Linked DNA regions of Homo sapiens: region 2 is linked to region 1. A link is a contact called in ENCODE Hi-C or POLR2A ChIA-PET data. All regions are on one chromosome and are shown on one strand. Each heading gives the region's core, a stretch centred on a gene start or an enhancer-like site at or near the end of the contact. The rest is flanking DNA. Distances are from core to core; before and after follow the strand shown.

The links. Hi-C counts contacts between places; a loop is a spot of excess contacts on that map. ChIA-PET counts read pairs that join two places held with the same protein, here RNA polymerase II (POLR2A). Pooled maps may share reads with other maps.
Region 2: POLR2A ChIA-PET joins it to region 1 with 16 read pairs in Panc1. The contact joins two enhancer-like sites. A Hi-C loop is called at or near these places in 1 of 50 pooled maps. POLR2A ChIA-PET finds 5 or more read pairs at or near these places in 3 of 52 experiments (BJ, Caco-2 and Panc1).

What each region holds. Positions count from the first base shown.
Region 1 is chr10:113,561,956-113,565,281 of GRCh38, reverse strand. All of the region lies in intron 1 of HABP2 (hyaluronan binding protein 2), which reads right to left. Among named protein-coding and RNA genes, the nearest start is that of HABP2, 11 kb to the right of the region's middle. Within about 2 kb of position 1,666, at least 4 of the 41 ENCODE cell types and tissues checked have a DNase peak (open chromatin) inside an H3K27ac peak, as active enhancers do.
Region 2 is chr10:113,610,517-113,613,842 of GRCh38, reverse strand. NRAP (nebulin related anchoring protein) reads left to right here. Exons shown (of 42, transcript NM_198060.4): 30 at 1,412-1,609; 31 at 3,280-3,326. Among named protein-coding and RNA genes, the nearest start is that of NRAP, 52 kb to the left of the region's middle. RefSeq lists a silencer at 2,539-2,833. Within about 2 kb of position 1,547, at least 5 of the 41 ENCODE cell types and tissues checked have a DNase peak (open chromatin) inside an H3K27ac peak, as active enhancers do.

The DNA of each region.
Region 1 (3,326 bases), core at 417-2,916:
GGACTAAGATACTGAAACAAGTGGGAAATTTGAATATAGACATATTAGACAATATTATTGTGTCAATGTTGACTTTCTTGAGAGTAAACAATGGTATTGTAGTTCTGTAGGAAAATGTACTTATTCTTAAGAGACGCTGGCTGGGCGTGGTGGCTCACGCCTGTAATCCCAGCACTTTGGGAGGCCGAGGTGGGTGGATCACAAGGTCAGGAGATCAAGACCATCCTGGCTAACAGTGAAACCCCGTCTCCACTAAAAGTACAAAAAATTAGCTGGATGTGGCAGCGGGGGCCTGTAGTCCTAGCTACTCGGGAGGCTGAGGCAGGAGAATGGGGTGAGCCCAGGAGGCAGAGCTTGCAGCGAGCCAAGATTGTGCCACTGCACTCCAGCCTGGGCTACAGAGCGAGACTCCATCTAAGAAAAAAACAAAAGAGAGAGATGCGTGGTGAGGTAGAGTGATGTCTACAATTTACTTGCAAATGATTCAGCAAACAAACAAACAAAACAACTATACACACAGGAGAATGAGAGACACAGCAACCATAACGACATGTTAACAATTGTGGCATCTATCTGGATGAAGAATATTCATTGCATTATTCTTCCCACTTTTCTGTAGGTTTAAAAAATTACAAAATAACATGTTGGTGAGGGGAAAGGAATGCAAAAAAAGGAAGAGAGGTCATTTGTTATCGGGGACTGTGCCTCTGTCTAATGACTTCCTGGCTAACCACCTCCCCCACACCCTGTTTCTGCAGGCAGTGAGATGGGACAGGTGTTCTGTTTGGGGCTGAGGGTGGGGGTTGGCAGTGGGGAGGCCTGGCAGAGGAAGGGCAGCTTAGGCCTTAGGGGTGCTCCTGGGCTTAGGGTGAAGGATTGCCAGAAATGGGTACCTCTGGGGTTGAGTGCCAGAGAGGTGCCATGAGGGGACCCTAATATGGTTTGGCTGTGTCCCTACCCAAATCTCATCTTGAATTGTAGCTCCCATAATTCCCATGTGTCATAGGAGGGACCATGTGGGAGGTAATTGAATCATGGGGGTGTGTTTTTCCTGTGCTGTTCTCATGATAGTGATTAAGTCTCAGGAGATCTGATGGTTTTATAATGCGCAGTTCCCCTGCATACACTGTTTTGCCTGCCACCATGTAAGACGTGTCTTTCACCTTCTGCCATGATTGTGAGGCCTCCCCAGCCATGTGGAACTGTGAGTCTATTAAACCTCTTTTTCTTTATAAATTACCCAGTCTTGGGTATGTCTTTATTAGCAGCATGAGAATGGACTAATACACTAAGACTTCAAGGACAAAGGTTACCCCTTCTTCAATCTCGCCCTCATCACCCCCAGTCATCTGGGCCTTGGTCCTGGTCTTTGCTCCCTGCCTTGCCTTTCTCAGGGCAGGGCCTGTCTGTCTAGACCTGTCTCCACCCAGTCCTTTGGAGATTCCCTACGAATTCTTCTCTTTGAGCCGAACAGGGTGGGCCATGTCCTAAGAAGTGGGCAGAAGACTTTGAGGGACATCCTTCCTCGGGGTCCAGCAAGGAAGGGCCCTCCAGGACCTGCACCTGGGCCAGCATTGCGCATCCTGGCTCCAGCTGGAGCCTGAGGGACAGCCGGGTGCCATGCTGCCTACAGCCAGCAGGTGGCAGACGTGCCCTTCCTAGGAGCTGGCGCTCGGAGGGAAACCAAACAAAAAGAAAGCCGAGACTTCCTGGGCTGGGCTCTCGGGGAGCCTGAAGCCGATGTGCAGCTTGGGCTGCCTGTCAGGGGGTCGCCGGAATCTGAAGCAAGTCACTCATTTTGTGACTCACAGTGTCCACCCACAGAGAGGGGCCGTGGTGCAATGTGGAAACTGGTAGTCCGAACACCTGGCTGGATATTTAGGGACCGTATGGGAAAGTCCAGGCTGATAGTCAATTACTTATGCCTATATCCGGATCCCTGAAACTAACCTGGATGATGGTAGGTGGGAAGGGTGGACACAGTATTTGCCTCCTTTCATTCCATCATTCCATTATCTCTTCTCCCAGAGACAAGAAAATGATAGAAGAACCCTTACTCCTGAGACTTGCACATTCAAAGAGAAAGATCGATGGAAGAGTAGGAGGAAGAGATAACTAGGGAGAAAACTGTTATCTCAGTTCACATTCCTTTAGAGCTGACAATGTGCCATCAACTGTGTTAAATATTTTACGGACATTTTGTCTTGTTTGTTGCACACAATACTTCATAATTTAGGTATTATGATTATATCCAATTTAGAGGTGACAAAACTGAGGTTTTCAGATATTAAGTTGTCTAAAATAACTTAACTAGGAAATGCTGGAGCCAGAACAGGAGACTGTCAGTCTCACATCAGAGTCCTTGCTCTTAGTCACCATTGTGAGGGACCAGGAAGCTGCCACGTGTACACAGTAATAAAGCAAGGATGGAGGAGAAAGAAACAGAAAAGCTCATTAACCTTGAGAGGCAGGTGTTGAGCTAGGTTCAAAATCAGGGGCACTGTTCTTGGAATGCTTTATAAAAAGGCTTATCTGTGGGCCGGGCGCAGTGGCTTACGCCTGTAATCCCAACACTTTGGGAGGCCGAGGTGGGCAGATCACTTGAGGCCAGGAGTTGGAGACCAGCTTGGCCAACATGGCAAAACCCCATCTCTACTAAAAATACAAAAATTAGCCAGGCGTGAGGGCAGGAGCCTGTAGTCCCAGCTACTCGGGTGGCTGAGGCACAAGAATCGCTTGAACCTGAGAAGTGGAGGCTGCAGTGAGCAGAGATCGTGCCACTGCACTCCAGCTTGGGTGAAAGAATGAGACTCTGTCTTAAAAAAAAAAAAAAAAAAAAAGCTTATCCAATCTGGCCTAGGCCTGGCAGGCCACAGAGAGGGCCTACTTGGCCCCAGTGACAGCTGGAGAAAGTACAAAAGTCAGATTGAGCCTTGGCCAGCCTACTGCGGTAAACACATCTTAACAAACATCTTCACTCAGATCAAAAGGCACGTAAGCCACTGCCCACTTCTCCCACCACATCCATTCCTAGTTTCAACAGGGCTAAAATAGCACATGGTCCCAGCTGACCCGTCTTCTCTTAAAGGGTGGACGCTGCTGCTTCTGCACATGGTAAGGTAGCTGCTTTGTAGTATATTTAGCAAGACCATTCTAGATCCAACGACTGTTTATTCTACTCCGCACTTGGGCTTTCTCAATGGATCCCTGGCTCAGGACACTGACTTCAAGGTTAGGAGCAGGCCCTTAGCAATGTTAAACTCCCTAAGCCACCAGAGTCTCAAAGTCTGGTGTCCTCCCAGGTTAAGGTTGGTTAGTGAGGAAGG
Region 2 (3,326 bases), core at 298-2,797, 49 kb before region 1:
AAATGGAAAATTTTATATAAAAGTGTTAAGCTTCTGGCCAGAAGCTGGACCTGGATTCCTTAAGGCTACAGTTGGTTGTAGTGGCTTCCTGACCAACAGCTCCATTTAGAAGGGATCCATGCAGTGGGCCAGGCAGCCACCCTCCTCTTCACTTCCTGCTTTACTTCTTTATGCTACCTGCCTGGCCCCTGTAGGCGTCTGAGTTTGCAATGACCCTGTCATTGTTGGTTGTGACCCTCTGGAGGCTGGCAAATGTGTGTAGGTGCTGTCTCCTTGCACATATGTGAGTTGGCTAACATTGGTGATGAAATCTGTATCCAGCATGTTACAGAGGCTAAACGCTTTTATATACAGTGTCTCAGTTAACTGTCAGACTATCTCTAGGAACTCCATCTTGTTATTCTTCCTTATTTTCTCATAGGGAAGTAGAAACTCTGAGTGATTCAGTCTCTTGTCCAAGGTCAGCTACATAGGGGCAGAGCCAGGCCGTGGAGCCAGCTCTACCTCTCATGGTCTTTCCACAGCTTCACGTGTTCTCTGCCATTTTGTATTCTGCCCCAGTTTCCCCATTCATAACTTTTTTTTTTTCCTTTCCATCTTGAGTTGCTGACCTAAGAATATGAGGTTGGATATGAACTGTCCTTGGCATTATGCTAGGGTGAGGACAGAATGAATGGAAGTGGGGATAGGAGGTCAGGGAGGGGTGGCCAGAGCAATGAAAGACAATGGAAGGACAAAGGAGGATGAGGAAGAGGTGGTGATTCTGCATCTGATTATTCCCAGAGTTTCCCAGACCTTTAAACACAGCTCCTCCAAGGACTATAGTCGAATCTATGGTCTGGAATGGGTCTTCCCCTCCCTCTCCCAGGGTGTGTTTTGGGTTTTGGGGAATGCCTATCCCTGAGGCTTGACTCTCCAAGCATCCTCCCCACTGCTCCTGGCTCCCACGTTGGCTAGGAAAATCATTGAATGCTTTGAAGAAACTCTTCCTAAGCTAGTGTGAGAGGAGAATCCCTCGTGTCTGAACTTGAGTGGGCGATGGGAAAAAATATGGTGGGCAGGGAGCGATGCATCTTCTTGCCTCTGAAAAATAGAAAGATCTAAAGATTTGAGCAAGGGAATCACTGACATTATTTACTGTTCCTTGGACTTTTGTATGTTCCTCAAATGAGGGAACCATGGGCCTTCTTCATCCAGATCAATGACCTCCAGGAGCTGGGGGTGGTAAGTGTCAGGGCCTAGAGACAAGCCCTGGTTATTAGGCCAGTCTCTGCAAGAAAGGAGCACTGGCCCTGCCAAGAACTTCCCCTGGGCTTACCTCCAGACAACTGCATTGCAGTTGCCCTCCCTGATGGTCCTGTTGCAAATAGTGGCTTTGAAATAGCTGCTGTTGCTCTGTCTGCCCCTCTAGGTGAATTACAAGAAAGGCTTTGAACACTCAAAGGCGCAGTTCCATCTGCCGTTGGACATGGCCGCCCTGGTGCATGCCAAGAAGGCTCAGACCCTGGCCAGCAATCAGGACTACAAACATCCACTGCCCCAGTACACTTCCTTGGCAGAAGACCTGAGGCTGAGCTGTGCCAAGAAAGCTCACAAATTGCAGAGTGAGGTAAGGAGACCTGGCCTCTTTCTCAGGGCCCCTTCTTCTCTTAGGACCTCAGGGTGGTGACCTCCAGGCTCCTGTTGGCTCAGTGAAATCTCTGGAAGTGAGAAATCCTAAACCCAAGTCTTATTTTGAAACCCAGTCTGAGAGTTCCTGCACATCCCTTAAGCACAGTTACACAAATCTAATCATAACCACAATTTATTATTTTTTGCTGCACTCTAAGCATTGTTTTATGCATTATCTCACAATCAGCCCATATCATTAGTTTATTCTCATTTTACAGAGAAATTACAGTGAAATGCAGAGAAGTTAAATATCTTGTCCAAGATCACACAGCTATAGTTAGAAAGAGAGGGCTGGGATTTGAACTTGAGGTTTGAATGACAAAGATGCCCTCAAGGTTCATGGTTGTGCATGTTTAAGATTTGCCAATGATATTGCCTCTGGCCTCAAGTCTCAGGAAGGATTCCTCTTGGTGCTTCATGCGTTCCTGTGCCACCCGCCTTCTGAGGAGGGCTAAGATCTGTTGGGAGAGGCTGCTCAGAACCTGTCAGGACTGACGCACTTCAGGGAGTGGAGAGGGAAATCAGGGCCCTGGAGACCCTCCTTGGGTCCCTTTGAGGAGTCTTTGTACTCCTCTGACATGCATTTCTCACTCGTGATCCCGATTTCTGAAGCAGACAGGCCCAGGAGGGTCAGGAAGCATTGGAGACTTCCTCACTCCCAAGGAGAGCCAGAGTGTTCTTCCCAACAGGCATCCACATCCTGTTCACTACTCACCTTATTTCCCAGCTTGCTAGGTTTCCATGCTATGAGATTTGCAGGTAATGGGCCCGCTTAGGAAAAGAAAACTCCGCACAAAACCTCTTTCCTGGTTTGGCAGTGCCTGCGATCTGAGCGGCACTCAGATCTGGGTGTCTGTCGTCTGTTTGGATTTTACGCCTGTGTACAGCGTTTACTGAATGACATAAACTGTCAGGAACCTGAGAGCAGCTGTAGGAACGAGGGAGCTGCCACGCTCATCTCGGGGGCCCGTTTGTCACTTGAGCGGAGCCCTCACTTGCCCTGCCTCTGGTTGTGATAGCGATTGGAAGGCAGGACGCCCAGGGGGCGCCTCACTGGCTGAAGGGGAGTGAATGTGGGAACTCTTTAAACTGTCAGCCCGAATCATTCAGGTACACAGACTGGCCCCCACCCACACGAACTCAGGCAGGCCTTTGCCAGATTCTTTTGGATTTATTTATTAGTTCTTTCTTAACCCATGATTAATTAATGCCACCCGCTGCTGCTGAGTTTTGTTTTAGAAGACCTGTTAGACCATTTCCACATTTGCCCCAAGACAACTGACTTTCTAACCACAATCCGCTTCAGTGTTTATTTTTTGATAGCCCACATTAAAATAAAAATCTGTCTCGCTTCTGTGGAACAGCTACTCTGAGACAAGTGACAGCAGAATTATTTTCTTCTGACCTACATTGCTTCCCCCCTAGTGAGCATTTACCAAGAAGTGTTTGTGCGTTGGCTGAGTTTAATATATCCGGAGGGACGGGTTCAGCCTTGAGTTCTAATTATGACGCTGTCAGATGCTGTGTCATGAGACCTCTGGTTTTGCTTTGCTTCCCTGTTCTGAGAGCTTGGCTTTTCTGATTCTTTGTATTTATTATTTCTTCTAGAATTTGTACCGGTCAGACCTGAACTTTATGCGAGGTGTTGCATGTGT